Regions from separate parts of the Homo sapiens genome. Here region 1 is linked to region 2. A link is a loop called in an ENCODE intact Hi-C map of the cell type or tissue named here. Cell type or tissue: PC-9. All regions are shown on one strand. Links, peaks and the distances in the headings refer to the core of each region. The heading gives the core; the rest is flanking DNA.

Region 1 (15,708 bases), core at 3,297-11,296, 50 kb after region 2:
CTAGCTTAATTCCTCTAATGACAATAAGAAGCATTATATGAAACTGTCAAAAAATATTTAAAGTCACCGTAGGCTGGGCACGGTCGCTCGTGCCTGTAATCCCAGCATTTTGGGAGGCCGAGGCTGCCAGATCACCTGAGGTTGGGAGTTCGAGACCAGCCTGACCAACATAGTGAAACTCTGTCTCCACCAAAAATACAAAAAATTAGCTGGGCGTGGTGATGGGCGTTTGTAATCCCAGCTACTCGGGAGGCTGAGGCAGGAGAATTGCTTGAACCCAGGAGGCAGAAGTTGCAGTGAGCCAGGATCACACCACTGCACTCCTGGGTGACAGAGCAAGACTCTGTGTCAAAACAATAAATAAATAAATAAAATAAATTCACTGTAGGCTAGTATCCAGGATGTTCACTAGTTCATGTATTATCCTCTCAATAGAAGAAATTTTTCTTAGGTCTAAGGAACTGAAAAAACAAAGCTGCTCCTTAACACCTAGTTTAGTTTATTTTGGTTTTTAATCTTAAGGATACCTAGGAATCACATAATCAAGCCTGTTTCCCTTTTTCCTTTGACTGTCAGGAAGCTCAGTCATATTTAGAGTCCATCTCTACTATGAGTACCTTTGGATCTTAATATTACCCTCAGTTCCATTTCTTTTTTCTACCCTGTTGTCTTTTTTAAAAAGTGTATAGTTCAATAATTTTTATTTATTTATGTATTTATTTTCCAAGACAGAGTCTTGCTCTGTCACCCAGGCTGGAGTGTGGTGGCACAATTTCGGCTCACTGTAACCTCTGCCTCCACCCCCAGGTTTAAGCAATTCTCTTGCCTCAGCCTCTGGAGTAGCTGGGATTACAGGCACATGCCACTACATTCAGCTAATTTTTTTGTATTTTTGGTAGAAATGGGGTTTCACCATGTTGGCCAGGCTGGTCTCGAACTTCTGACCTCGTGACCCACCCTCCTTGGCCTCCCAAAGTGCTGGGATTACAGATGTCAGCCACCGTGCCTGGCCAGTTCAATAATTTTAATAAATTTATAGAATTGTACAACTATCACCATGATTTAGTTTAAAAACATTTTTATCATCCCCCAAAGAATCCTTGCGCTCATTTCCAGTCAGTTCCTTTTCCCACAGTCAATCACTAATCGACTTTCTGTCTCCATAGATTTTCTTTCCTTGGACATTTTATACAAATGGAATCATACAATATATGATTTTTGTGTCTAGTTTCTTTCACTGAGCATAATGTTTTTGAGCTTCATCTGTAGCATCTATCCATATTGCATTCCTTTTTATTGCCAAATAGTATTCTACTGTATGGACATACTCCATTTTGTTTATCCATTCACAGTTGATAAACATTTGGGTTGTTTCTACTGTTTGGCTATTACAAATAATGCTGCTGTGAGCATTCTCATATAAATCCATCTGTGGACATATGTTTTCATTTCTCTTGGGCAGATAGATACCTAGGATTGAAATTACTGGGTCACATGGTAAATTTATGTGAAGAATCTGACAAACTGTCTCCAAAGTATGGCACCATTTTACATTCCCGTAAGCGACGTATGAGAGTTCCAGTTTCTCCACATCCTCACCAGCACTTGTTATTGCCTATCTTTTCTATTATAGCCTTTCCAGTGGGTGTGAAGTGGTATCTTGCTGGGGTTTTAATTTGTATTTCTCTAATGACTAATGATGTTGAGCATCTTTTCAAGTGCTTATTGGCCATTTATACGTGATCTTTGGTGAAATGTCTCTTCAGTTCTTATGCCTTAATTTATTTTATTTTTTGAGACAGAGTCTCACTCTATCGTCCAGGCTGGAGTGCAGTCGCACAATCTTGGCTCACTGCAACCTCTGCTTCCTGGGTTCAAGCGATTCTCCTGTCTCAGCTTCCCATGTAGCTGAGATTACAAGTACTTGCCACCACACCTGGCTAATTTGTGTATTTTTAGTAGAGATGGGGTTTCACCATGTTGGCCAGGCTCGTCTCGAACTCCTGACCTCAAGTGATTCACCCACCTCAGCATCCCAAAGTGCTGGGATTATAGGCATGAGCCACTGTGTCCGTCTGCAATTTTTTTTTAATTTTAGTTTTAATTTTTATTTCTTTTTATTTTATTATGTATTTATTTATTTATTTGAGAAAAGGTCTTGCTCTGTTCGCAGGCTGGAGTGCAATGGCACAATCTTGACTCGCTGCAATCTGCACCTCCCAGGCTCAAGCAATTCACCTGTGTCAGCCTCCCATGATTTTTTTTTTTTTTTTTAGACGGAGTTTCCATCTTGTTGTCCAGGCTGGAGCGCAGTGGCATGGTCTCGGCTCACTGCAACCTCCACTTCCCAGGTTCAAAGGATTCTCCTGCCTCAGCCTCCCAAGTAGCTGGGATTACAGGCACACGCCACCACGTCTGGCTAATTTTTTTTTTTTTTTTTGTATTTTTAGTAGAGACGGGGTTTCGCCATATTGGCCAGGCTGGTCTTGAACTCCTGACCTGAGGTGATGAGCCTGCTTCAACCTCCCAAAGTGCTGGGATTACAGGCATGAGCCACCTACGCCCGGCCATCCCACACAATTTTAAATTGAGTTATTTGCCTTCTTATTAGTTGTTAAGAGTTCTTTATATGTTCTGGGTACAAATCTTTTTATTAGATATATGATTTACAAATATTTTCTCCCAGTCTGTGGTTTGTCTTTCCACTTTCCTAATGGTGCTCTTTGGATTGAGAAGTTTTTAATCTTTATAAAGTCCAACTATTCCTTTTTTTAATTATTTGTGCTTTTTGGTATTGTATTTAAGAACTCTGCCTAACCCAAAGTCATGGAGAACTATTACTATGTTTTCTTCTAGGAGTTATATAATTTTATGTCTTACATTTAGGTCTATGACCCATTTCCAGTTAATTTTTACACATGGCATGAGACAAGAGTCTAAATTCATATTTTTTGCATGTGGATATTCAATTGTGTCAGAGCCATTTGTTGAAAAGACTATCCTTTTCCCATTGAATTTCCTTGGCACTTTTGTGGAAAATCAATTGACCGTAAGTGTAAGGGTTTATTTCTGGACTCTCATTTCTGTTCCATTGATTTGATGTCTATCCCATGCCAGTATCACACTGTCTTGATTCCTGTTCTTGTTGTCATTTTTTCTCTCTCTTCATATATTTATCTTTAATTTTATGTAACTGGGAGAATAGGTCCTCCCCTTTCCCTTTCCCCAAATTGATATCAGCCCTTGGCAAGGATGTAATTGAGGCTCCCTAAAATCAAACCATCAAAGCCTCTCTTGCGAAAATTATTGAGAAATCATTAAAGGGACTATGACCATATTCTTATTCGAACAAACCCCGAAGGGGATCAAGAAAGGAACAGACATCTACCCTTGCCACAATAATCGGATTTACTGATTCCCAGGGAATAGAGAAGACACACTGCTAATTATGAGGCAATTAAGGAATTATTTCCTTTCTCAATGTGGCTTTAGAATGTACTAGACCTAAGAAGTAATGTCTGTGTTTGAGCTATGGATACGAATGCATTTTATTTAGCAGGTTCAGTATGTAAAGAAGCCAATGGAAATATTGGATATCGAAAAGAAAGCCCTATTAGACGGCTCTCACCCATCTTGAAGGATGGGCTGTCAAATGCCAACACCCTTCTCCACAAGAATGATCTTGGGAGGAGGTTCCAACTCCAGCATTACTGATGCTGATGCAACTTCACGAAGCCTGCAGACATGACTCCAACGGAGTTGTCCTGACTTGGAGAATTGCACAGGGGAAAGGAAGGAATCCAGGAGACTGGTGGGGAAGGAAGGGATTTTCTGAAAGCGAATAAAGCTGCACTGGTGGGCGTGGGAAGGGTTGATGAAGAATGCAGTTGGAGAGAGGCTGTCTAATGGAGGACAGGAGAGAGAAGATAGCCCTCCACTCTTAGGTACTTTTCTCTTTGGTCTCTGGGAAAATCCTCGTTATTACCCAGCTACCACATTCTCTTCCTGCATTGTAATTCCTCTTTCAAGTTGCACTGCCCTTCATTAAAGCAAGTAAATATGGCAGCCCAGTGTTGGGCAATGGTCTTAAAGAGAATAAAAAGAGGCTGTGGTGAAGGGGCAGAGAACCTGCCTCATCCCCCACCTCTTCATTGGGACCCATGGAAATACTTCCCAGCAGAGACAAATTGAAACACGTGGCAGCCCTTAAAATGCATCACATGCCCTTGTAATAGTTTGCTTATAGAGTTTCTTACGGATAATAATGACAGCAAATATTTATTTTCTTGAGGTAGGATATTACAAGCTCCAGGTGGTGACCAGCATTATGGTATGTGATTCCCTGTAGAGCTTAGAAGAACATTTGAAATGGTGAGCCAGCTCCCAAGTGAACAATTCAAGAGAGGCATAAGACTGAGTCTTCTACTTCCCTGTTTACATTCGATGAAACCCACCTCTGAAGGGGCACTGGGGAGAGGTGAACAACTATGTGACATTTCAAAGTGTATTCAACTAGTCAGCTAGATAGAGAGCCCTACTATGTGCCAGGCATCTTCTATTACATGTTTTTTTATAAGTCACTGAAATCTTTTCTAAAAGAAGGTAAAGTATGGAAATAGAAAGAAGAAAAAGCACTCAATAAATCTTAGTTGAATAAATGAATTGCAAGAGCCAGATGGCGTGAGCCTTAAATGAGCAGGGATTTTTCCATGAGGCTGAAGGAATAATGATCTGGGAGTGGCTTTTGAGAGTGAGAAAGATGCTGCTCTGCCTCACTACTCTGTGGTTGTGGAATGGTGGCCTCCCCTGGAGGCAGCTGCTGTGTCCTCAGTTAGGCAGGAATTGCAGGGAGGAAGTCTGAAGGGGCTGAGAGTTTAAGAGGTTGAGGAAGGAGCAGTGGGGAGCTGGATGGGGGAGGGCAACTGCAGAAGAAGGTGGATGGATGTTGAAACAGGCTTTCATTCAGACAGTCGGGGATTACCAGGGTATGGGGCCTGGTGGGATTAGCTTTTAAATAGTTCTCCAAACTGGTGCTATTAGAGGCTTGATTATGCTAATTCTAATAATCATCAAATAGCTTCTATTTTCAAGAACCTACAATGTGCCAGGCTCTGACGAAGCTCTTTACAAACACAATTTCATGTCCTTCCTATAATGCTGCAAAGTCAGTATTATCCCCTTTTTACAGAAGAGGAAACTGAGACTTAGAGAAGTCCAAGACCACACAGCTAATAAGTGCCATGGGTCTTACTCAGAGCCAGGGCCATATTTTCCCAAATGCAAGGCCGCCCTCTCGCAGCCTAGTCTGCCCTCACTGAGGCCAGTTTAGCCTGAGGCATTGGGTGGTGTTGGTGGCATGTGTGTGGGGAGGTGTCCATGACATGCGCCTATGCAGCTTCAAGCGCCTTGCCAGAAGCTCCCCTATACTTCTGAATCCCACTGCCCATATGCCTGGATCCCCATGGGCTCCATCCCACTTTGCACAAAGAGCTGGGGACCCAGAGAGATACACAGCCTCGGGGTGATGTCTGCTGCCTCAGAGAGGAGTTGACCCTCTATGGCCCCTTCACAAGCACAACTGTGCGGGCCACATTCTGGCCAGCGCGGTGCAGCTAGCCCCCTATACATACATCTGGCGTTACCTGCCTCTCACCCAGCTGAGCGCTCAGTGCATGTGCCTAATTCACCAATGCATTCATTCAAAAAAGATGGATTGAGCACCTCCTATATACCAAGCACTGTCCTAGTGCTAGAGATCTGGCAGGAATAAAGTAATGTAGATTCCTGCCCTGCTAGACCTTAGAGTCTAGCAGCAGAAACAGTTGTTAAACAAAAATGAAATCAAACTACAGATTGTGCTAAATTATGTGAAGGAAATAAAGAGAGTGCCGTCGCAGTGATGGAAAACTATTTTAGATAGGGTGGTCAGCTGGTCAGCAAAGGCTTATCTGAGAGGGTGACATTTCAGTGGAGACACGATAGACCCCTCAGATCCCCTTCCACCATTTTTGGTGAGGGGGTGAGAGGCAGACGCAGCCCCACCTTCAGCGTGCCTTGCCTTCCAGCAGCTAGCACCAGTTCTTTTATGGAGGACGGTCCTCGACTTCCTGGAGCCACTCTGTCTGCATGCAAGCTAGAAAGTCCCCGAAGAGGGTGTACTCATCACCCGCCATTCTCAGCCCCACTGGTAGCCCTCAACAGATGACTAAGGAGGCTAGGAGGTATGAAGGCTCACGCCCTTGGCAGGGGTGGGGACAACACTGAGGCATACATTTCCACTCATGGGTCCCCCTGAGGTCAGGCTGAAGCTACTCTTCCAAGAACATGGCCTGAAATCCCCCCTTGCTTGGCTTCTTCCCCTTCTCTGTTCGGCTTCCCCTTCTGCTTTGCCAGTTTCCCCCAGGAACCCTTGCTTAATAAATCACTTCATCTCAGGGTCTTCTTCTGGGAAACCTGACCTAACACAGACATGAAAAATGAAAAGGAGACAGCCACGCAAATATCTGGGAAAAGAGCTCCAGGTGCCATAGGAGGAGCGGCGTCAGAAGGGTGAGCCTAATAGAGGAAATGAGTGAAAGAGTAACTCTCCCCTGCTTTTCTTCTTTCCTTCCTAGTGACTGTTCGTTTTTTCTCCTTTGTGGGCTCTTCTGCCTTTCCTTGGTCTCCAGATATTGAGGATAACAATAGCTAACATTTACTGGGTAGTGACTGGGTGCCAGACATTACTCTAGACACCTTATATGGATTTAACATATAGCTATTGAGTGAATGACATGGATGACAGGCATCAATCCATTAAATGTGTAACAAGAAGTATAAAGGAATGCTCTGGCAGACAGCAACAGGGCCCTGTACTTATTCAGACTAAGGGTCAGGGAAGGCTGCCCCAAGGCAGTGATGCTTGAACCAAAAGTGAAGAATGAGTTACCATGTGAAGGAGGTGGGGTGGAAAGTCTTCTAGAAAGAATGGGGAGAGGGAAGGGGGAAATGCAGTATGTTTGAGGAATTGAAAGGAAGCTGGCGCCACCGCAGAGGACTGAACCAGAAGCGTTGTGTTGGATGAGGTGGGGAGGTAGGCAAAGGGAGGGCATTTCATCCATGTGGAGGAGCTGGCTCCTAATCCAGCCCCATGTAAGCCATTCGAAGGTTTTCGTGGCGGAGTGACATAACCCCATTTGCGGCTGCAGCGCAGAGATAAGATGGGGGAGGGGCAGAGCAGATGTAGAGAGATCAGTGAGGAGGCGCTGCAGAGGTCCAGATAAGAGTTAATGGTGGCTTGGACCAGTGAGGCATCAGCAGAGTTGAAGAGAAAGGTACAGATTAGAGAGGTGCTCTGGAGGTAAAATGAACAGGATTCTGGCTTGCCTATAGATGGACAGTGGGGCCACTGACTCAGACAGAGAACTCGAGAAAGGAATCAGGGAGTGAAGATCTGGTGGGAGATCTTGGGCATGCTGGGGCTGAGGTGCCCTTGGGACACAGGTGGAGATGTTGACTAGGCAGCTGGCTGGGCTCCTCCCCATCAAGGGCTTACACAAGAGGTTCCCTGGGTAAGAGTCATAAAGGTGTGAATCATCGGCAGATGGACAGTACTCAATGCTGTAGGCATGGATGAGATCACCAGGGACAGAGTCCACAGTAAGAAGGGGAAAGGCCAAGGCATGGGCGTCGAGGGACAGGAGCACTTGATGGATTGAGTGGAGGAGGATGACCCCGCCAAGGAGACTGAGAAGAAGACCAAGGAGTTAAGAGGCAAACCAGGAGAGTATGGTGTCAAGGGAGCCAAAGAAGTTAGGGTTTGAAGAATGCAGTAATCAAGAGGTCTAAGAAAATGAATACCGAAAAAAAAACTGGCCTTCAAATTTTAAGACATGGAGATCATAGCACAGACATTGTGTTTTGGGGAGATGTTGGGGGCAGAGATAGTAAAAGCCAGATTTGACCAAATGTTGGATGAAGTGAGTAGGAATGCCATAATGGCAAACAGAACACTCTTATGGAAGAAGAGGCTGGGGCCGGGCATGGTGGCTCACGCCTATAATCCCAGCAACTTTGGGAGGCCAAGGCGGACAGATCACTTGAGGCCAGGAGTTCAAGGCCAGCCTGGCCAACATGGCGAATCCCCTAAGTCTACTAAAGAAAAAAAAAAAAGGAAAAAAAAATTAGCCAGGCATGGTGCCATGCACCTGTGGTCCCAGCTACTCGGGAGGCTGAGGCACAAGAATCACCTGAACTCAGGAGGTGGAGGTTGCAGTGAGCCGAGATCGCATCACCCTGGGTGCCAAAGCGAGACTCTGTCAAAAAAAAAAAAAAAAAAAAAAAAGGAAGAAAGAAAGAAAGAAGAGAGGCCGGGAACTCAGGAATGGAAAACCAAATACCGTACATCCTCACTTAGAAGCAGGAGCTAAGCTGTGAGTACGCAAAGGCATACAGGTTGGTATAATGGACTTTAGAGGCTCAGAAGTGGGAGGATGGCGGTGGTAAGGGATACATATTGGGTACAATGTTCGATATTCAGATGACGGATGCACCAAAATCTCAGAATTCACCACTCTATAATTCGTCCATTAAAAATCACTTGTACTCCAAAAGCTATTGAAATTTTTTAAATGTGAAAGAAAGAAAAGGCCAGGTGCTGTGGTTCACATGTGTAATCCCAGCACTTTGGGAGGCCAAGGTGGAAGCATCATTAGAAGCCAGGAGCTCGAGACCAGCCTGGGCAATATAGTGAGACCCCACCTCTACAAAAAATAAAATAAATAAATAAAGTTGATGGAGAAATGGAGGAGAAAGTAAGCATGCAGGGAGTAGGTTTATGGATGGCTCCAGTTGAAGGTTGGGGGTGGTGCTCAGGGAAGGAGGGGACAATGGATAGGTGAGGGGCCTGAGAAGCAGGAGTGGGTAGGGAATCTAGGATTGGCAGAGACACTGGCCTGAGAGAGGAGGAGGGTGCTTCCTGTAAGGCAGCAGGAGAGAGGGCAGATGTGGGGAGGTGTGTGAATGTGCTAGTGGAGAGCCAGGAAAATTCTGTGGTGGCTTTAATCCTCTCTATAAAGATGTGGCAAGGTCCCATCTGACAGCGAGGGGAAAATGGGCTGGCTGAAGGTGTAAAGAGAATGGGGAGGGCTGGAATAGCCGTTACAGAGAGTGCGGTTCCAAGCCGACTGGAGAACTGCGCAGAGGGCCCCTATGTAGTCCCTGCTTTAAGGGAACATCTGTCTGACCTGTGGAGTCATGTGGTTGCTTGAGCACCGCCCTGTGACGGCAGACAGGAGGGCTCACTTGGAGCTGGCTTTTTGCCAGACAGATATGATAAAAAGGCAGAGAGGCCAAGAGGCTTGGGTTATTGACAAGAGTGTTATTAAAATGCTGGACCTTGGCATCTAAGTTGGACCAGGAGAAAAGTGAAAAGGAGAGAGCTGAGGAGAGCTCTCTAGGAGAACACGAGGTCAACAGCAGAGAGATCTGATGAGACGGAGCAGTGATCGCGAGGTAGAGGGAGCAAGGTGGGAGCAGGAGAGGAGCAGTTTTGGGAGAGGACAGGACCCAGCGTGGGATGCTTAGAAAGAGTAGGCTGGGCAGCCTTCAAGGGTCGGCCATTGTGATGAGAGGTCCAGGAGCTGTCTGTCTGCACCGGCACTGAAGTAACCCAGGCTGATGGCAGGAAGTAGCAAAGGCCACTGAGGAGTACACTAAGCTGGAAACAGAGGCCCAGCCATTAGCTTTGGCAAAATGGAGGGGAAGAGTCATTATATCAAGAGCAACATCAGGCCAGGCGTGGTGGCTCACGCCTGTAATCCCAGCATGTTGGGAGGCCGAGGCAGGCAGATTACTTGAGGTCAGGAGTTCAAGACCAACTCCTGGCCAATATGGTGAAACCCCGTCTCTACTAAAAAGACAAAAATTAGCTGGGCGTGGTGGCGGGCACCTGTAATCCCAGCTACTTGGAAGGGTGAAGCAGAAGAATCGCTTGAACCCAGGAGGTGGAGGTTGCAGTGAGCCGAGATGGCGCCACTGCCCTCCAGCCTAGACGACAGAGCAAGACTCAGTCTCAAAAAAAAAAAAAAAAAAAAAAAAAGAGCAACATCAGTGAAAGCCAGAAAGCAGGGTTGTGGTGGGTTGGGGAGCGAGCAGGAGATGGAGGAATAGAGGCGTCCTGTAGAAATGGCTTTTGGGTTTGTGGGGAAGGAGAACAGAGAGGCACTTGAGTCTCTCCCACTCTGGAGAGGCGTGTGGGGCCAAGGGAGGGAATTTTTTTTAGGATGGGAAAGACATGCGCATGGGCAGATGGGAATGCTATAGTGAAGAGGGTGCAGTGGACGGGGAATAGAGAGCAAAGCCTGGAGGCGCCGGAGCACCCTGAGCACAGGGGAGACAGAGCGGAAGGAGGAGAGGTGTGTGGGTTTGCGGATTTGGTAGTGGGAGATGAGGGAGTCCTCCTGTGGTGGCTTCTGTTTTCTCCGGGAAACATAAGCAGTGTTCATTGAGAAATTAACTCCTGTATCATTTCTCCCTGCCCATAGTGACTCAGCCGGAAGAAATGAAAGGCATTAGCCAGGGCCAGGCACTGCAGCTCATGGCTGCTGTAATCCCAGCGCTTTGGGAGGCTGAGGCTGGAGGATCTCCTGAGCCCAGGAGTTCGAGATCAGCCTGGGCAACATGATGAGATTTTGTCCCTACAAAAAAAATTTTTTTTTTTTAATTAAAAAAGCATTAGTCAAGCTTTTGTGTTCTAAGTCCTGGGCCTTTTTTCTCCCACCTCATACCTGAGAAAGTAAATAGGCCGTTTTGTAGTTCTTGTGTCTGAGCTAAGAGGGAGAATACCACTGTGTCTTGGGGAATTGATGCTTTGGCATGGAAGAGAGGGGCAGGGGAACAGGCATTCTCCATCCCACCCTGACCTGCCCCCAGAAGAAAGTGGCTGCATGCGATTCGAAAGCCAAGGACTAAGGGCTGCAACTGCGGGGGCCTGTGGGAGAGGTCCTCTTGAAAGAGCTGGGATGGAGGGAGTAGAGGGTTATCTTCCCAAGGACCAGGTTGGACAAGTGAGGCCCTGCAGATGGGCAAAAAATAGTGGAAGCCCTGTGACTGTGACCACTGATGTCTGCAACAGCAGCAGCAGCAGCCTGAAAAATCCTTCCACCTTTCTCTGCAAGGCTGTGGAGCACGGACTGACCATCTCTGGGATTGTGCAAACCCCTGGAGTTCATGGATGATCGGAGGGAGCTGAAGGGCAGCCATGAGTGATAGGGAAATCTTGCTGATCTGATGGGTAGAGACTCAAGCTGAATTTAATTTGGTTTAGACCAACTAAGGGATGACCAAAAGGTGTATTTACGTCATGAGTTGCAGAGAGTGTCCAGTTGGCCCAGGACCTGGACAAAGGGTGAGCAGTGAGTGGGAGCTGACATCTGGCTCTCTCCTCACCCTGCACCCTGGGGCTGGAACACAGCAGACACACAATGACCACATGGTGCCACTCGGCCTTCACAGATGAGCACAAGGACATCCCTCCCCGCCAGGCCCAGGAGCAGGGCAGCAGGGCAGCCCCACGTGGACCCCGTGCTCACAGTTTGGCAAACTGGACAGAGCCTTGGCTCTTCTCCTTCAGCAGCTATCACGCTCTCCCAGGCCCGGCCACCTGAGCTTCTCATCCATGTGGCTTTGGCACCTAGGCCTCTAGTTTCATTACCTTGGGTTTGTATCTAGTTCCAGATGGCGTACATGCAGAGATCTGGGCAGGCTGCTTACAGGCATTCTCTTGCCCTGCCTCGACAAACACTTTGCCACATGTGGGTGAATGAGAGGGCAGACGCCAATGGGTTAGGATTCTGAGACCCCTGTGTCCCTGTGGGGTTTGGAGCAAGAGACTGGTTGGCACAGCAGTGAGCACATCTGCTAACTTCAACCACAGGAAGCCAGGGGTCCCAGCTCACCTACCTTCCAGTACTGTGCTCAGTAGCCTTGACAATGCGGGGCAGAGGGAACAGGGCTGCCAGAGCTTCAGGACTACCAAGGCCCAGGCTAGCAGGCACACAGGCTAGCGAACACCACGAGCCCCTCTTCTAGTGCATGCCAGGGCTACAGAAGACTGGGGCTGGATGAGCTCTAAGACTTGGTCAGGGAGCTGTTCCCTCACTTAGTCATTTATGTCTGATGGTTCCTTGAGCACAGATAGGAAAGTCAATCTTCATTCTTTAACAAATATGTATCAAGTATCTATTGTGTGTGAGGACCCTGTGCTGGCCACTGGGATATGACAGGGAACAAGGTGGACTCATTTCTCCTGCCTGCAAGGAACTGCTGTCCACAGGTCAGGGAGATAGGCACAGATACAAACAGTGGTGACAGCCAGGATGGCTTCCTGGAGGAAACAATGGTTCCAAACAGGTACAGTTGGCTCTGAGGTGCCAAAACACACTAAAGGTAGAGCAAGTCTTTTATTTTATTTTATTTTTTAAAACAGAGTCTTGCTCTGTGGCCCAGGCTGGAGTGCAGTGGAGCAATCTCCACTGCAACCTCTGCCTTCCAGGTTCAAGCAATTCTCCTGCCCCAGCCTCCCAAGTAGCTGGAATTACAGGTGCACACCTGGCTAATTTTTGTATTTTTTTTTTCTTTTAGTAGAGATGGGGTTTCACCATGTTGGCCAGGCTGGTCTCGAACTCCTGACCTCGGGTGATCTGCCCGCCTCAGCCCCCCAAAGTGCTGGGATTGTAGGCGTAAGCCACCATGCCTGGCCAGTAGAGCAAGTCTTAAGGGGCATTATATTATAACTGCATGCAAGAGAAGTTAGGACCAGTTTGGCTTTGTGCGTGTGTGGACTGAAACCCAAAAGCCAGAAACTCTCTGCATGTGTCCCTCATGGAGCCATATGGTCTCTAGTCTCTGTTTTTCAAAATTTGCAGGACTGATGACTGATTGGACAGTGGTGCAGGAGGGAAGGTCTCTGCATGTCAGTGATTAAATTGCTGAAGATGCCACTGCCTGAGACGGGCAGTATTGAAGGTAAGCAGATCTGGGGTGGGCGGGACAGAGGAGGCTCTTAGTTATATGGATCTGGAGCTCACAGGAGCGGCCCAGACTGGAGATAGAGACTTGGAAGTCATCAGCATATGGTTGGTAGTGGTCAAGATGATCCAGAGAAAAGGGGCAGAGCAGGAGAAAAGAGGAGGCCTAGGACAGAGTCCCGGAAGAGCAGAAGACGAGGTGGTAAAGGAATCAGAGACAGTAGCCAGTGAGGAGAGGGTGGGCCAATGAAGCCAAGGAAAAGAACTGTTTTAATAACTCAGCAATGGGCAGGAATAATTGGCTGAAAAGTATACTTTTAAAATTTGGGGGCCGAGAGGGAATCTCTAAATCCTCAAAGTTCTGGAAAAAAAGGCAAAAATGCTTAAAGATGCATAAAATTTGCAATACCTCCCCCGTGGTGCACCAAAATTACCAATGGTGAAAAACCACTCACTGGAAATATTCATTTTTGATCCGTTTGTCATCCAAACCAAATTGTCCAGAATCACTGGAGCCAGTCCCATCCCCTCCTCATACGCCAGGGGGCGCACACGCACTGTTTGTGAATTCAAGTTCAGGACAAAAACAGGCAGTGAATCAGGTGGTTACCAGAACCTGATTCCTCAGCCCAGATCCCTGAACACCACAGCAACCATGCCCTGCACATTACCACGTGATCCCTGAATCCAGGCACCTCAACGATCTCCAAATTTTATTTCTCACCTGACTCCAAACTTACAGGGTTATCAGAAAGACCCCACAGAAGAAACCCCACAGAGGAGAAACCTCATCTCTTTTTCTGCTCAGTTACCTGACCCAGGGCAGTGGGGGTAGGTCCCCCATCCTTCATGGTGAAGCCTAGCAAGCGGCGGGGGGAGGAGGGGTGGGGTAGATAGGAAAGAGCTGGTGTGGCTTTGGCTGACTCTTAAGTGGTTTTAACACGGATTGCGTGGGGGCGGGGTCTGGAGGCAGGGGCGCTTGGATTGAAGCTCATCAAATCCCTCTGATCAGTAGGTCTTGGAATAAATCTTCAGGTAGGTTATTGGTTTCACCCAGAAATTTCTAGGGTCATTATTTGAGTTTGGTATGAGAAGTCAGAAACTCAGTACTGACATTTAAATTACATTTAGAGGGCATTATCATGTCTTTAATTCCGAGGCCAATGTAAGGTTCACAGCTGGAATTGGTATAATATTGGGGTATTAGTCAGTCTCTGCTTGGGGTTGACACTAGGTCAGAGAAGTGGAGGGTGAACATGAGGATGAAGGGGCTTTGTGTGGAGTTTCTGCAAAGCCAGTCTTATCTTGGGTTCCAAGATTATTATTAAAGCTGGGTTGGTTTAGGGTCCTAAATGGTCTCAAGTTTGGGTGGGGTTTCAGGTCAGTATCTGTGTTTGGGGGTCCTTTTATGGTGACCCAATCCCAACTCTGGAATTGAGAATCGAATTCAGAGTGCATTGGTGTTGATCTGGGAATGGGAGAGCAGTACTGGAGTTTTATGTAAGGCTTGGGGTTCAGAAGAGAGATAACTGGGGTCCATAGCAAGGTAGCTTTTGGACTTTAGGGTTCATTTAGGGACTGGGGGCTGAGCATTAGTACAGGGTTCCATTTAAGGTCCAGCGTTGGTGCTAGCGTCACTATCAAGGTTAGGGCAAGTAGAAGTAATAAAGAGATTTAGAGTCAGAATTGGTATTTGGGATCAGTATAGAGGTTCACAACAAAATTACTACTTGTGCTAATTTGGGGGCAGATTAAGGGCTTTGGACTCAATATTGGGTTTAGGGCAAGGTGTGGGCTCAGTATCAGGTTCAGATCTGTATGGGGAGGAAATGGGGTCCTAGAGTGGTATTAGGTTCATGCTAGGGCTGGGAGCCACTAGAAGGATCTGGATGTAGTATCAGAGTTTGGTCTGTCTATGTTCATTATTGGGGTTCGGGTTCAATATTGAGGTTCCGGTCGGTTTCGACTTGGCGTTGGGTTGTGGCCTGTCTGGGCCTCAGCGGCTCCGCGGCTCTACGAGCGAGAGTGCACGAGGGGAGGGGCGCCGCCGGGGGCGCGCACGGCAGGGGCAGGGGCGCGGGCGCGAGCGCGAGGGGAGCGCGCGGCTGGAGCTGGCGCGGGAGCGGCGGGAGCGGTGGCGGCGGCAGAGGCGGCGGCTCCAGCTTCGGCTCCGGCTCGGGCTCGGGCTCCGGCTCCGGCTCCGGCTCCGGCTCCAGCTCGGGTGGCGGTGGCGGGAGCGGGACCAGGTGGAGGCGGCGGCGGCAGAGGAGTGGGAGCAGCGGCCCTAGCGGCTTGCGGGGGGACATGCGGACCGACGGCCCCTGGATAGGCGGTGAGTGACCCCCCGGCCCCCCACCAGCCCCCTCCGCTCCCGTCCCTTCCCCGCTCTCCTTGCCCTCCCCGCTAGTCCACCCGGCGGAGCTGGGGGCGGTCCCGGGGGGGACGAGGGCGCCGCTGAGGCCGGGCCGCGCCCCCACCTGCCGCGCCCGCAGCCTCGGCGAAGCCCCCCCTCCACGCCCCAGCCTGGCGGCTCCTCCCCGCTCACCCCGCGGCAGACGCGCCCCCAGCGCTGCTGGCTGGCTCGCTCCCCGCCGCCCCTCGCCGCCTCCCTCCCTCTCCACCGCACCTTAGCCGCAGCCCGCCCCCCCCACCCAGCGCAAAGTTTCCCGTTTGCGTTCTTGCTCCCCCTCATCGGTCCCGC
Region 2 (15,708 bases), core at 3,246-11,245:
ATAAAGCAAACAGAGCCAAAGGGCAAGGGAAGCCATTGATGTAACCAACACAGGTCCATCTACTTGGGCAGAGAGAGAGGAGGAAAGAGATCTGGGGGCATAAATAGAATATATCTGGCACAGTTCTCTTTCTTCCCTCAGTATACACTTTCATCTTTGATACGGGTGAAAAATTCATGTCCTCATCAAAGGGAATGCACAAAGTCCCATTGGCTACTGTTTTATCAAGAGGCAATCTCAATCTGGCATAATTCCCCCTGAAACCTAGAGCATGACTGCCACTGGTGTTCTTCAAATAAGGAATTGGGTAAAAGTGAGGCGCGGTGTGGCAGGCAGAATTCAGAGATAGCATCCCCAAATTCCTGCACCTTCCAGTGCCACACACCTTCTCCCAGTTATTCAATCAAACACAAATCAAGGGGCTGCTGTGATGGGATTTTGCAGAGGCAATTGAGTTCTCAAATCAGTTAGAAAAGAGAGGTTATCCTGGGTAAATCTGACCTAATTGGGTTAGCCTTTAAAAGGAACTGGGCTCTTCCTGGTGGAAGAGATTTGAAGTGTGATACATGAAAAATTCTCCATTGGTGGCCTTGAAGATGGAGAGGGCTTTGTGGCAAGGAGTGTAGGTGGTTTCAGTGAGCTAAGAGCAGCCCCTGGCTGACAGCCAGCAAGGAAATGGAGCCTCAGTTCTCTAGCCACAGGAACTGAATTCTGCCCCAATCGTGTGAGCTTGGAAAAGGACCCTGAGCTCCAGATGAGAAGGTAGCCCATGCCGCACAAGGATTTTAGTCCTGTGAGACCCTGAGCAGAGAATCCAGCCATGTACACCAGGCCTAGATTTCTGATGTACAAAACCGTGAACTAATAAATGGGTATGGCTTTAAACAGCTTAACTTGTGATAATTTGTTATATAACCCTAGAAACTAATACAGGAGGCCAGGAGCATGCCTGTAATCCCGCAGCACTTTGGGAGGCCGACACAGAAGGAGAGCTTGAACCCAGGAGTTCAAGACCACCCTGAGCAACATAGTGAGACCCCATCTCTACAAAAAGAAAAAACATTAGCTGGGTGTGATGGGGCACACCTGTAGTCCCAGCTACTTGGGAGGCTGAGGTGGGAAGATCACTTGAGCCTGAGAGGTTGAGGCTGCAGTGAGCCAAGGCTGCACCACTGCATTCCAGCCTGGGTGATAGTGAGACCCTTTCTAAAAAGAAAAAAAGAAGAAGAAGCTAATACAGGCAGCAAACAGTAAGGTAACATAAAACCAGTTTTTATAGTCCCCATTTCCATAGCTGGGAATGGGGCCTAAACTGCTAATCACCTCTGCCTTCTTCCATCACTTGATCCAGGTTCCCTTTTTCCTCATCCAGCACCTCAGATGGATGGGTGTCTTTACCTAGTGAAATGACCCTAACATTCTTTCTTGTAGGATTTGAATCTTTGATGGTCTTGACGTTATTGGGTTGTCACAGTTTTCCACTGACCAGGACTTTAGAGCGAGAGAGGACTAAGAGGTGCCCTAAACATATACCAGCAACACAATTATCCCCTGAGAATCAGGACCAATTGCCCCAGTGAAGAAAGAAGTCTTCTTATTTGTCTGTTCACTGGAACAATGGTCATTTTTCCTGGTAGAAGAATTACCACTTTGAACACTAGGACCTTCAGATCCATGGAGCCTAAGATTGCAAGGATACTCTTTAAGCCTTTAAGTGGATTATTAGGTATGATAGTGAGAGGGACCACTCCCACCACTATCCCTTTGTTCTTACACCTATGCAGCCTGGCTATGGGCACCATATGTTGACTTCTGATTGAAAGCATACACTGTACCCTATGAGAGAGCACCCCCACATTGGAGGGTGTTGCCTTCCAGAGGGCACTGTAATGAGCCTTTAGTAATCTGTTTCACCATTCTCTCAAGCTACTTGCTTCCAAGTTGTTGCAGGATCCTTGGGGTGTTGCCTTTCTGGCTGGAAACCTCTGTGGCGAGTAGTGTCTTTGCCCAAGTTTTGCTTGGGCCCACTGGGCTCATTCCTCCCACTCAACCTGGCAGGCTGTACTCGGCTCATGCCACTGACCTGGATGCCATGCCTGCCAAGGGCAAGCCAGGTGTGGAGCAGTAAGGGGTATGTGAGTGAGCAAGCATGGGGTCTGGCCACTGCTTACAGGCAAGCGTGCTGGCTACTGCAGTGGGGTGGGCAGCTCCAGGTGTCAGCACAGGTGCTGGCTCTCTGCAAGGCTGCAGCTAGACCAGGTGTACTGCAAGCAGCTTCTATGGCTGGCACCAGGGAACATGGTGGCACCCGGAAGCTTGGAGACTTCAGGAACTTCAGGGCCTCAAAGAGGGAGTCACAGCCCTGGCTCGGGGAGCTCCCAGGTCTGGGCTCCCCAAAGGGCCACAGCTCTTCTTTCTTCTTCTCCTGCAATGTGGTGAGCAAGGGGTGTGTTTCAGCCCTGTTTGTGTTACAGCTCTTTCAGCCCCACCATTCAGCAGGTCCCAAGTTCTTGTCCTGCGTCCAGGAAGAATGAGGTACATGGACAAGTGCAGGATGAGCAAGGCAAAGAGGAGCTGTGTGGAGTGACACAATAGCTCAGAGGAGGCCCTGGAGTGGGAAGCTCCTCTCTGCAGCTGGTCATTGGGACATCTGCTCAGCTCTGGCTGAGCCTGGGGCTTTAATGGGCCTCAGAAGGACAAAGTGTGTACTGATTGGTCCATGGGTGGCCATGGGTGGGCCCAGAAAAGGCACCACAAGTTCAGACTGGCAGTCCCACCCCTAGCTTTCAGGCCCTCCCTGGCCTGAAGGTCGGGCCTCACCACAGACCCGTTCCCTACTGTGCAGGATCCCTTCTGTGCGGGAGCTTGTCTGCCTCCTGCTGCTGTTGATGGTGCCCAGGCTGTTTGTGCCAAGGAACACCTGCAGGCCTGTGCCAAGATTCCCTCAACTTCCCCTTGGCTTCCCTCCTATGCTTATTAGTGCCCAAAGTCTGGAGGGGGCCAAGGTGGCAGGGGGCTGGCGTGTTGGCACTGCCCCAAGTGTTCTCACACCCAGCCAGGCTGTGACAGCACCCAGGCTTGGCCCCAACCTTGCTCTGAGATTGGAGCAGACAAGGGAGTGGGAAGAGGCCAGGCAGTGGGAGCAGACACCTCTGAGCCTGCAGGAGGAAGGGGGACTCTCCCAGGCCCCTGAGAGTGCCCAGTTGTCTGGGTCCACAGCTATAGCTTGGGCGGTTGCAGCTACACCCAGATAGGTGGGATTCCTGCCTGCTCCTGGACCCCCCAAGAGCACAGAGATGCCTGGGTCCACAGCCATGACTTGGGTGGTTGTAGCTGTACCTGAAAGGGTGGGGCTTCTGCCTGCTCTGTGGAGTGAAAGGCCCAAGTCCGCAGCCACGACTTGGGCAGCTGCAGCTGCACCACCCAGGGAGCTCCTTCCCCACCAATGCAGAAGGGGCAGGGCTCCCACTTGTCCCCAGCTCCTGCTGGCTCTGTGGAGTGTGCAGCCGTGGCCGCACCTCCCTGCTACAGCTGGCATGTGGCAGCAGCCACTCCAGACGAGCTGCCACTGCCATCAAATTGATAAGCCACATCATAACACCAGAGAATTTTATGGGCAGGAGCCCACTGCCATACTTCCTATGCTATAAAATGGGCCCCCTTATCAGAGATGATGTTGTATTTGATACTGTGGTGAAGAATAAGGCATTCCGTAAGTCTACAAGTGATGCTGGAAGAAGCACTTCAGGCAGAGAAGACAAATGTGTACCCAGAAGACATGTTTACGGCATGAAAGCAAAATTCTATTCCTTTCAAGATGGAGGAGTCCAAGGTAGGCTTCCCCCAAACAAAGTGTGTCTCCATCATTGTGTTGTGAAATTCAAGGGCAAGCAACTTGTCTCTCACTTTAGAGAAGGATTACCCACGCCAATGACCCTCTAGAAACTTCACTTACATAATATGCCTCTTGGCCTTAGGCACACATATGTCTTACAAAGGCATCTAGAGTGTTGATGCTTCCTACTCACCAGGTCCAGTTAACATAATTCCATCAATGTCATGGACCAGAATGACATCCTGTAGGGTATCAAGATGATCAAGTTCCCATCACACTATATTATGACAGAGAAAAGGAAACTTGATATTGTCCTGGTGTAAGATAGTAGAGGTATACTATTTGCCCTGCTATGTAAATGCAAACTGCTTCGGATTTTCCTGGGGGAAAAAATGTTTTCTAGGTCAGAAGCTGAATGCCAGATATCATGGGCTGTGTTGAATTGCCACAGTAAGTATTTCACATTTAGTGCTGTAGCTGTGACTGACATCACTATGTGAATAAATGTACAAAGATCTCTTTCTCCATGCCCCATCTGGCTTTTGCACTAGCCAGATAAGTAAGTTAAATGGGGATGTACTGGGAATTGCCACCTATGCATATCTCAAGTTGCTGGTGGTAGCATTAATCACTGTAGTTTCCCCCAGGTTGAAGTATTTTTTACTTTCTTGGTATGGTGGGCGTGGAAGTGAGTGCTGGAGGGATCTCCATCAACAAGAGCTTCCACTTTGCCCTCCTTTTCACTACAAAAGTCTTAATTTCATGGGTCAAAGGACCAATATAATCATTCTGCCAGTTATTACATATCTCTCTTTTCTCTACACATTCTAGGAGTCAGGGAAAAACACAGGATGAATACCTGATCCTGTGGACACTGTGTTAGACAGACTAGGATGTATGGGCTAGGATTCCATACATCACCTGATTTTCATAAGTTCCAAATTTCACTGGTGGATGATGGTGGCACTTCAGGGTTCTGGGGATCAGAGTGAGTTCAGGGTCAATATTTATTAACCTTGGGAGTATCTAGTATATTTCCTTCTCCCTAGTGTATAGCTGCCCTGGTAAATGGCTGCAGGCCATTCTGAGGAAGGCTTTGGAGAAGACACACAATATACATCCGTGACCACATTGCAGGGTCCCTCCTCAGTTGTGGGTATCCGAGTTTATGAACTGACTTAGGTCTAGGAATTGGGTAAAAGGCCACGAATCTTCCTCCAGTTTCTACCCAGAAACCTAGAATTTTTCACCTGTATTTGTCAGGCAGCACCTTCACAGGCTGCCCAAGTATTTCATTTCTAGAGAACTGCGCCACAATTCACTACAGATTACAGCACTCTGATGGCCACTCTGTCTCTGTGGCTTGCGGGGCGCTACCTCCTGTCTGACCAGCAAGCATGGCCACCTTGCCTCATCTACTGTGGGGTCCCATTATTCTCTTTAAGATCAAGAAACCCAATTCCTTTGCATTGTCCCCAACTGTCATCTCCAGCCTATAGATGACAGTCACCACAGAGCTCTTCAAGGACTTCCAAATACCTTAGTGAGGGAAGTGTCCTTCAGACCTTCTCAGGGGCCGTGGTGAGGGAGAAGTGAGCAGGTTTGCACAGCACATTGGTGCTCACAGTGCGGTGATTCTCATCCATGCCAAAGTTCGAGAGCCACCGCTGTGGAACACGGCCTCTCCGACTTTAATGAGCACGCACGGCACCTGAGGATCTTTTTAAATGCAGAGTCTGGTTTGATAAGTCTAGGGTGGGGTCGAAGGTTCTGCATTTTCTGATGCAGGTGATGCCAGTGCCTCTGATCTGGGACAACAGCTCTGAGTAGTAATGCTGTAGAGGAAGGTGTCTGAAGACTCAGGAACATGAGGATCTAATGGATCTATTAAGTCAGGGAGTGGGGGGGTCTCAAATTTTAGTGCAAATCAGAATCACCTGGAAGCCTTATTAAAACACAGATTTCTGGGTCTCACCCCTACAGTTTCTGATTCTATAGATCTGAGGTTAGGCCCAAGAATTTGCGTTTCTAACAAGTTCTCAGATGATGCTGATGCTGTTGGTCCAGGGACCACACCTAGAGAAGTGGCTGTCTACCATCCTCCCAATCCACTCCCTGACCTTTCCCTTGACTACCCTGACTGTCCACCTAGGCGGGGTTTTGCACGTCTTTAAGAGTACAGCTAGCTTTTTCTGGAGCAGGCCTTCTACTTTGTTATGGGCCTGAAGGTAATAAGAGGTAAGGGAGGGGACCTGAGGAGAGTTAGCATTAGCATATGGGGCAACTGCCCTGGGAACAATGATTGTAAGGCTTTTATGCAGAGGAGAGATAGCTCCTTCAGCCAGAATAAAAGGTTTAGAGGAGAACAGAGGTTCAAAAGTCTCAGCCCAATCAGGCCTGCCTTTCAGGCATCCTGTATCCCCTTCCTGTATCTGAGAGTCCTCCCCGAGAACCTTGCCTTGGCATAAAAGACTTGGCCGCGTTATGCATTTAATTGCTGCTGCAAATCTACAACTTTAACAGTCAGACCATAGACTTAGTTCTTAGCCATATTTACCCTTCAATTACCGGAAATAAGGAACCCCTCAGGGCCACCATGGAGGCATTCTGGTTTTCCATGCGTCTTTTTAATTGTATTTCCATAGCCTTGATTTTCTCTTTTTCCCTATATAAATTTCTTAGGATAGTAAAAAGAATCCAGTTGTTTCTACTATTTTTTAATCACTGTTGTTGCCATAGCAATTAAGTGCCGGCGCTACTTGATCTCTTAATGCCTTGCCCATCACCTGCATTCCCTCCCATGCTCCCACCATTGATAATGTGGGTAATGATGATGTCACCACATGCCATGGATTACTCACTTCCTCATTCTTCCCCAGCAAGGTTATCGCTGTGTTCCTCAAATACATGAGCAACGGAATTCCAGAATCCCATTTTGAGGAACTATTTTCTGATTTCACAATGGCTATGTCAGTCTGAGTTCAAATAGGAAACAGATGGCACACTGAAATTAGTATAATTCAAGGAGGCTTTTATGAAGGGGCCATTTATGAAGGTTTGGACAGGGTATCAGGGACTCACAAAGGATAATGTAATCATCCAGAACTAATAACAGCAGAATTACTGACATCCCTAGGCCTGAAGGGATGAAGACAGGGAATGGTTTCTGGAATCCAGAAGGAAATTCCTGCAGAGTGAGCCATGTGGAGAGCAGTAGTGACTTGTGGTCAAAGGACACAGCCAGCTCAGGACGTGTAAGGGAGCTCTGTGGCTGGGTATCTGCATTGGCTGAACCCAACACAAAGCCAGAAGGCAAGGACTCCACTGGCATAGACCATGAGGGGGCTCTCCTAGGAAAGCGAAGGGGGAGGAAGCGTGGAGAGTGGATTTGGCCTGGTGAATGTTCCCCTAAACTTTTTCCGATACTGTTACTGTTTATTTTTCTTCACATTTAAATCTATCGTCTTGCTCTTTGTTTTCTATTTGTCTCATCTGGTTTTTGTTCCTTTATTTCTCTGTCCTTGCCTTCTTCAGGACTAATTACTTTTATTATTCTATTTTTTTCCTCTATTACCTTGTTAGTTTTATTAATACATTCTTTTTTTATTCTTCTAGTGGTTACTATAGAGATTAAAATATCTCCTTACATCACTATGAACTCATGTTTAGTTTAATATAGACACAGATAATTACATCCAGAAATATGTTTATATATCACACATACATATATACATAGGCACATACATCATACATACTTGTATATGACATGCACGTATATATATACATGTGTGTGTACACAGGCTAGTGTACACACATATCTTCCCTTACTCTGTCAGCTGAGAAGGCCTAGGAGCAAAGAACACCCCTAGCATCCAGTTCTAATGCCATTCTCATAACAGAAACCGGGGCTCCTCAGAGAAATGGATGGCTCAAATTGAAACAGAAAATATACAGGAGGACCCTGAATCATATTGTAGTACCGGAAAGTAAAGGAGTGTTAAAAAATGTTGAGAGTATGCCAAAAGGACACAGGAGTCAAATCAAAGAGCTCCCAATGGTCAACGCTGAAAATTTTTAAGCAAAAAAAAAAAAAAATAAGTAAAATAGTACTGGATTATAACTCAAAGTATAAAATAAATATCCAAGACTCCAGACTGATATAAATGAATGACTAAATATGTAAATAAATGGGAGAGGAGAAATCTCCCTTGCACCACGATTCCAAATAATTTATGTAGATACTCTGCCCTTGAAAAGGAGGGAAAGAATAATACCCCACTCCTTAATTATGGGGTGTACATAGTGACTTCCTTCCAAAGAGTACACTATTGAAAGGTGAAATAAAATAATTTTACAGTGGAGAAACCTGACAAACACTACCTCTGCCAGGGGATCAAGGTCAACATCAATGGCGATAGGTCATGTGGATAGTGTGTTCTTCTTGATAGGATGTGATGCAAATGACACTTTACCACTTGTTCTTCCTTCCTCCCCCTAAAAACAGGTCACCCCAATCTAATTATGAGAAAAACATCAGACAAATCTCAGCTGAGGGACATTCTATGAAATACCCAACCAGTTCTGCTCAGAACTGTGAAAAACAAGGACACATGAATGTATATGTGTATGTCATATACATATCCATTTGAGAAACTGTCACAGCCACAAGGAGCCTAAGCAGGCATAACAAGTAAATGTAATGTGGGATCCTAGATCAAATCCTGGACAAAAAAGGACAGTAGGTAAAAATTACAGAAATGTAAATACAGTGTGAATTTTAGCTAATGTATCAATATTGATTCATTACTTGTGACAAATATGTCATAATGTAAGATGTTAATAACGGGAAAGGGAATGTGGGGCACAGGAAAGCCCTCTGTACTATCTTCTCAATGTTTCTGTAAATCTAAAACTATCTAAAATAAGAAGTATATTTTAAAAATAGAACTCCTTGGCTCACTAGAGTTTGCCTTAAATTAGTACTTTTATTACTTCTCAAACAATGAAAGAAACTCACAACAGTTTAATTCCATTTATCCTTCTCTTCCTCCCTTTTGTGTAATTTTTGTCATCTATGTTATTTCTTTTTTTTGTTGTTTTTTTTTTAGATGGAATCTTGCTCCATTGCCTAGGCTGGAGTGCAGTGGCGTGATCTCGGCTCACTGCAACCTCCACCTCCCAGGTTCAAGGGATTCTTGTGCCTCAGCCTCCTGAGGGGCTGGGATTACAGGTTCATGCCACCACTCCCGGCTAATTTTTGTATTTTTAGTAGAGACAGGGTTTCACCATCTTGGCCAGGCTGGTCTCGAACTCCTGACCTCAAGTGATCCACCCACTTCGGCCTCCCAAAGTGCTGGGATTACAGGCGTGAGCCACTGCGTCCAGCCTGTTATTTCTACATGTGTTTTAAACTCCACAAGACATTATTGTTGTTATTTTAAACAATCAATATTCATTTAAACATACACTATATGTATGATATATGACAAATATATGAGGGGATATAGACAAATGGATATATATCACATATGTATATGTATATGAAAGATATAAAATACTCTTGGCCACGCACCGTGGCTCACGCCTGTAATCCCAGCACTTTGGGAGACCAAGGTGGATGGATTGCTTCAGCCCAGGAGTTCAAGACCAGCCTAGGCAGCATGGTGAGACTCTCTCTACAAAAAACACTAAAATTAGTCGGGCATGGTGGTACATGCCTGTAGTCCCAGCTACTCTGCAGGCTGAGGTGGGAGAATTGCTTGGGCCCGGGAGGTTGAGGCTGCAGTGAGCTGTGATCACGCCACTGCACTCTAGCCTGGGCAACAGAGAAAGACCCTGTCTAAAAAATAAAAAATAAAAAAAATTACTCTCCACCCTTCCTCCCCTTTCGCTTTCCTAGGAGAGCCCCCGCATGGTCTATGCCAGTGGAGTCCTTGTCTCCTGGCTTCGTGTTGGGTTCAGCCAATGCAGATCCCCAGCCACAGAGCTCCCTTACAGGTCCTGGGCTGGCTGTGTCCTTTGACCACAAGCCACCACTGCTCTCCACGTGGCCCACTCTACAGGAATTTCCTTCTGGATTCCAGAAACCATTCCCTGTCTTCATCTGGGGATGTCAGTAATTCTGCTGTTATTAGTTCTGGATGATTACATTATCCTTTGTGAGTCCCTGATACCCTGTCCAAACCTTCATAAATGGCCCCTTCATAAAAGCCCCCTTGAATTATACTAATTTCAGTGTGCCATCTGTTTCCTATTTGAACTCAGACTGACATAGCCATTGTGAAATCAGAAAATAGTTCCTCAAAATGGGATTCTGGAATTCCGTTGCTCATGTATTTGAGGAACACAGCGATAACCTTGCTGGGGAAGAATGAGGAAGTGAGTAATCCATGGCATGTGGTGACATCATCATTACCCACATTATCAGTGATGGGAGCATGCGAGGAATTGCAGGTGAAGGGCAAGCCCTTCTTTTGGACTTAATTACGGTTTTTCTCTCATTGCATTTTTCCTCTACAAGTTTTGAAAGCATGCATTCAAATTGTGTGCTTTTCGTGGTTACTGTAAACCAGTTTAGCATTCGTATTTTATCTAAAAATGTCTAAAGTCAATATCTGTATCATTGTCCCAATCAAGCCAAGGATTTGGGGATAGATGAACTCCAGTTGCCCTGCTTCAGACATACGTGCTACTGTCATCCTGTGTGTTAGATCTACGTTGTTGCCTTTAACCTCACAAATTTGACATCAACAAAATTTTGTAGTTTTATTTTTAGATTTATTCACATGCTTTTCATGTCTGTTCACAATTTTTTCTTGCATTTAAGGTGCTGCTTTTGAAATTTGCGATGCTACCTTATGCCTGGTATACACCAGTGGTGACGAGTAAACTGGCTCAGGGGCAGGGAAGGGCCCTGAATTGTAGTCAATTTCTGGTGTGGAAATGTACTCCCACCATGGCTTATTCCAAGCCATCAGTGTAACATCACTGAATGAGCAGGTGCGAAGAGATGTTCAAATTTTGTGGGCTCCAGCACACCACTGAATTGTTTCTTTTTCTTTTCTTTTCTCTCTTTCTGTTTTTTTTTTTCACAGCTTTATTGAAGTATAACTGATGTGCAATTAACTATATGTATTTAAATTAGATAAGTTCTCACATCATCATCACCAAAATCAAGATAATGAACATACCCATCACCTACAAAAGTTTCCTCATTTTCCTCCCACCCCTGTCTGACCCCACCCGTCCCCAGATAATCACTGATGTTTTTCCATCACTAAAGATTAATTTGCATATTCTAGCATTTCATATGAATAGAATGATACAGAATGTCCTCTTTTTGGTCTGGCTTCTTTTAGCATAATTATTTTGAAGTGCATCCTTTTGTATGTATCAGTATTCATTTCTTTTTATTGCCAGATAATATTTACATCATATGTATATTCACAATTTATTTATCCAGTCACCTGTTTATAGACTTTGGGTTGTTTCTAGTTTTTTGCAATTACAAATAAAGCTTCTATAAACACTAGCATGTCTCTGTGTAGACATATATTTGCTTCTGTCTTAGGTAAGTACCAAGGAATGTAATGGCTGGGCTATGTGGTAGATGTAGTTTTAACTTTTTAAGAAAATGCCAAACTGTTCTCCAAAGTGATTGTACCACTTTATATTTTCCATCAGTGGTGTGTGAGAGTTTCAGTTGCTCCACTTTCTCACCAGCACTTGATAAGGTCAGTCTTTTTAAATTTTAGCCATTCCAGTGGGTATGTAGTGGTATCACTGTGGCACTAATTTGTATTTCCCTAATGATGAGTATGTCATGTGATTACCCTTTAGCAGTTTCTTTAGTCAACTGAAAGTAAATACAGTGTATATTCTGGTTTTGTTCCCCTGAAAAATGCCTATATTTTGTCCTCCCTTTTGTTTTTATTTCTGGTTTTTAGAGACAGGGTCTCCTTATGTCACTCAGGCTGGAGTGCAGTGACACAATTATGGCTCACTGCAGCCTTGACTTCCTGGGCTCAAGTGATCCTCTCACCTCAGCCTCCTGAGTAGCTGGATTACAGGAGCATGCTACCACACCTGGAACATTTTTGTGTGTTTTGTAGAGACAGGGTTTCACCATAACCAGCCCAGGCTGATCTGGAATTCCTGGCCTCAAGGGATCCTCCCACCTTCGCCTCCCAAAGTGTTGGGATTACAGGTATGAGCCACCACACCCAGCCTGCTCTCACTTTTGAACAAGATTTTGCTGAACATACAATTGAACAATTACTTTTTTCCAGTATTTTGCAGATAATATTCTCCCATCTTTTTTGTTTCTTTAAAAATGATATCTGTATTTAAAAAGTCTTAAAATAAAGAGACAATGATTAAATGCATAGAATCAAAAATTAGAGTCCTCATGGTTCATCACAACAGTTAAATTTTGCCCTTTGTTTCTGGAGGAATGCCCTATAACAGATAATTTGAAAAATTTAAAAATAACATAAAAGGGGCTGGACACAGTGGTTCATCTTATAATCCCAGCACTTTGGGAGGTCAAGCCAGGTGAATCCTTGAGTTCCACAATTCAAGACCAGCCTAGGCAACTCTACAAAACACACACACACACACACACAAATTAGCTGGGTGTGGTGGTGTGCACCTGTAGTTGGGAGGCTGAGGCAGGAGGATCACTCAAGCCCAGGAGGTTGAGGCTGCAGTGAGCTGAGATTGCACCACTGCACTCCAGCCTGAGCAATGCGGTGAGACCCTGTCTTAAAATTATATATATATGCATATATATACATATAATAAAAAGGGAGCTAAATACCTGAAATTCTGAACAAAGTAAAGCAAAAAAAGAAATAAATTTATTGCAAGAGATGGAATTTACAGTTTAAAGGCTTAAAATAACAAAGAAATTCACTAAACAACAGGCCCTTCAGAAAGATTACTGAAAAGAAAAAGTAGTTTGGGGAATAGCAGATTCTGAGATATGGTGGAAAGTTCACAGTTTGGCACTGGCTGGACAGCTTTGTTTTCTTTTTTTCTGATTTTTTTTTTTTTTTTTTTTCTGAGATGAAGTCTTGCTCTGTCACCCAGTCTGGAGTGCAATGGCATGATCTTGGCCCACTGCAACCTCTGCCTCCCGGGTTCAAGTGATTCTCCTGTTGCAGCCTCCCGAGTAGCTGAGATTACAGGTGCCTGACATGATGCCTGGCTAATTTTTGTATTTTTAGTAGAGATGGGGTTTCGCCATGTTGGCCAGGCTAGTCTCGAACTCCTGACCTCAGGTGATCTGCCCTTCTTGGGCTCCCAAAGTGTTGGGATTACAGGCATGAGTCAGCACGCCCAGCCAATTCTCCCATCTTTTAACTTCTACTGAGACTATTGAAAAGTCGGCTTTTAGTCTAATTATTTTCCTCATATAATAATCTGTCTTTTCTCTCTTCTCTTCATCTTTGATGTTCTACAGTTTCACTAAGATGTGTGCTGATGTATATTTCTTCTTATTTACACTGTCTGGGAATAGTGTGTCCTTATGAATCTGATATTGATAATTAGCATCTTTTATCTAGTATTGAAATTCTCAGCCACAGTCTCTGAATATTGCAGCTCCTGTTCCTTCTAGAATTCCTGTTAGGTTTATGTGAGATCTTCTCATTCACTCCTCCATGTCTCTTAACCTTTCATATTTTCACTATCTTCATCTCCTCTTAATGCATTCTGGGCAATTTCCCAGATTTATCTTCTTTCCACCTGTGTATAAACTACCCTTTTGACCTCTATTTTTTTCCCATTTTATCTTCAGTTTCCAGAAGTTCTGTCTGGTTTCTTTTCAAATCTCGTTAATCCCTCTCAATGGTCTGTTGTTCCATTGCCAAATCATCTAATAATTCTGGTAGCTATCGTAGGTATACGTCTGCTTCTGTTGTGTATTGTTTCTGTTGATTCACACATAGTGGCTTATTATCTCTTATGTTTGAGGACTTTTTTTTTTTTTAATGTGTTTGAACTCACATTCTTTGGAAATTTATCTGTGAGAATTGAGCCCTGGATGAAAGTGTGTTCCTCCATGGAAGATTTATGTCTGTTTCTTTTTCTTTTTCTTTCTTTCTTTCTTTCTTTTTTTTTTTTTTTTTTTTTTTTTTTTTTTGTTGTTGTTGTTGTTGAGGTGGAGTCTTCCTCTGTCACCCAGGCTGGAGTGCAGTGGGGTGATCTCGGCTCACTGCAACCTCTGCCTCCCAGGTTCAAGCGATTCTTCCACCTCAGCCTCCTGAGTAGCTGGGGTTACAGGTGCCTGCCCCCACACTCAGCTAATTTATGTATTTTTAGTAGTGATGGTGTTTTACCATGTTGGCCAGGCCATTTTTGCTTCTAACCTCAAGTGATCCTCCCATCCCGGCCTCCCAAAGTGCTGGGATTACAGGTGTGAGCCACTATGCCCAGCCAATTTATGTTTGTTTCTATGGGGCAGTTTGGGGCACTACAATCCTAGAATCACTTTAAATCTTAGGCTTAAAGATTTTCATTTTGAAGCACACAGTTATGAGGCATTGCTCCCAAGTGAGGACAGTCCCATGGTTAGGAAATAGGTAATCTTCATTGTCCTTTTCTGTTGGTGGGACTTTTCTAGTTTGCTCAATTCTCTAGTTTATCCTCAGGGAACCCCAACTTTATGTGGGGAGTTCCAATCCAACCTCCCTGCCCCTTAAGCCTCACACTTCAACTCCTGTCCTCTGCACTTTGCTAATTCTCCAGGGATTGGCAGATGTCACCTGGCAAACACCAGCTCTGGCTAGAATTTTTCTGGAGTGGTGTTTTCTCCTTATTTCTGATCATTCTTCTTCCTTTTCTGACAACATTGCCATGCCTTTAAAAAGAAAGATGCTTCTTGTATTTCATCCAGCATGTTAAGTGCTCTATACTGGGAGGGTTTCTCCAGACAGCAGTTGCTTGAAATAAACTATTTATGTTTTTTTACCCATCTGGAACTTATTTTTGTGTTGTACAAAGCAGAGGTCTAAGAGTCCTGCTACCATTTTCACTGTTCCTTCTTTTTGCTCAGAAGTGATATCTTTGAATCAACTTTTAAAACAATATTTCCCCACTATTTTCTGTTGCTCATTGCCAGCTGGATATCTAAAAAAGTCATAGAAACCCGCTTTTAAGTGAAATATCCCGAAAACAAAATTATCATACTATTGACTGGCGTAGTGGCTCTGAATTTTTTACTCCTGTGCATTGCTTTAAGAATTGGCCCAGCACGGTGGCTCATGCCTGTAATCCCAGCACTTTGGGAGGCCGAGGTAGGAGGATTGCTTTGAGACCAGCCTGGCAACATGACGAAAACTCGTCTCTACAAAAAATTAGCCACACATGGTGGCATGCACCTGTAGTCCCAGCTACTCAGGAAACTGAGGTGGAAGGATCCCTGAACCCAGGAGGTCGAGACTACAGTGGGCTGTGATGGCGCCACTGCACTCCGGCCTGGGCAACAGAGTGAAAACCTAAAAGAATAAATAAATAAATAAATAAATATCTCAAAATCTATATAACAAAAATTTTTTGCCCTAACAATCCAATTTTATCATTTGATCAGAGGGAAAAGGGTTCTAGATCCTCTCCTGACCTAGAGATGAAGCAAACACAGGTCAACAGCATTTTGCATTAAAAATTCATAACTGAAAGAAGAAAGAATTCATAACTTTGTTTTCTCAAAAATTATACTGGAACAGAGTTTAATATCAGTTTGAAGACCAAGTCAACTTCATATCAGCCAAATTCATACCAAAGGAAAGAAAATTGTACATGTTGCAAAATAATTTACCATGTGTTTTTCATAAATGTTAATATAAATGGAGTGAATTATACACTGCTCAGCC

What was found. Peaks named below come from ENCODE experiments on the same cell type or tissue, not always from the same donor. Only the 100,000 strongest peaks of a DNase experiment are listed, where the experiment ranks them.
Region 1: it touches region 2 in a loop (5-fold over the local background); 4 of 110 quality-filtered maps call a loop at or near these places.

Annotation. Positions count from the first base shown.
Region 1 is chr1:43,515,752-43,531,459 of GRCh38, forward strand. It overlaps PTPRF (protein tyrosine phosphatase receptor type F), which reads left to right and starts at 15,132. Exons shown (of 34, transcript NM_002840.5): 1 at 15,132-15,339. RefSeq lists an enhancer at 5,519-6,019. In PC-9, for the core only: no CTCF peak of the experiment used is centred there; DNase peaks (open chromatin) are centred at 7,550 and 10,520; H3K27ac peaks cover 2,799 bases.
Region 2 is chr1:43,465,956-43,481,663 of GRCh38, forward strand. No RefSeq gene overlaps it. Among named protein-coding and RNA genes, the nearest start is that of HYI, 20 kb to the left of the region's middle. RefSeq lists enhancers at 5,859-7,058, 10,163-10,457. In PC-9, for the core only: no CTCF peak of the experiment used is centred there; DNase peaks (open chromatin) are centred at 6,605, 7,026 and 10,296; H3K27ac peaks cover 4,217 bases.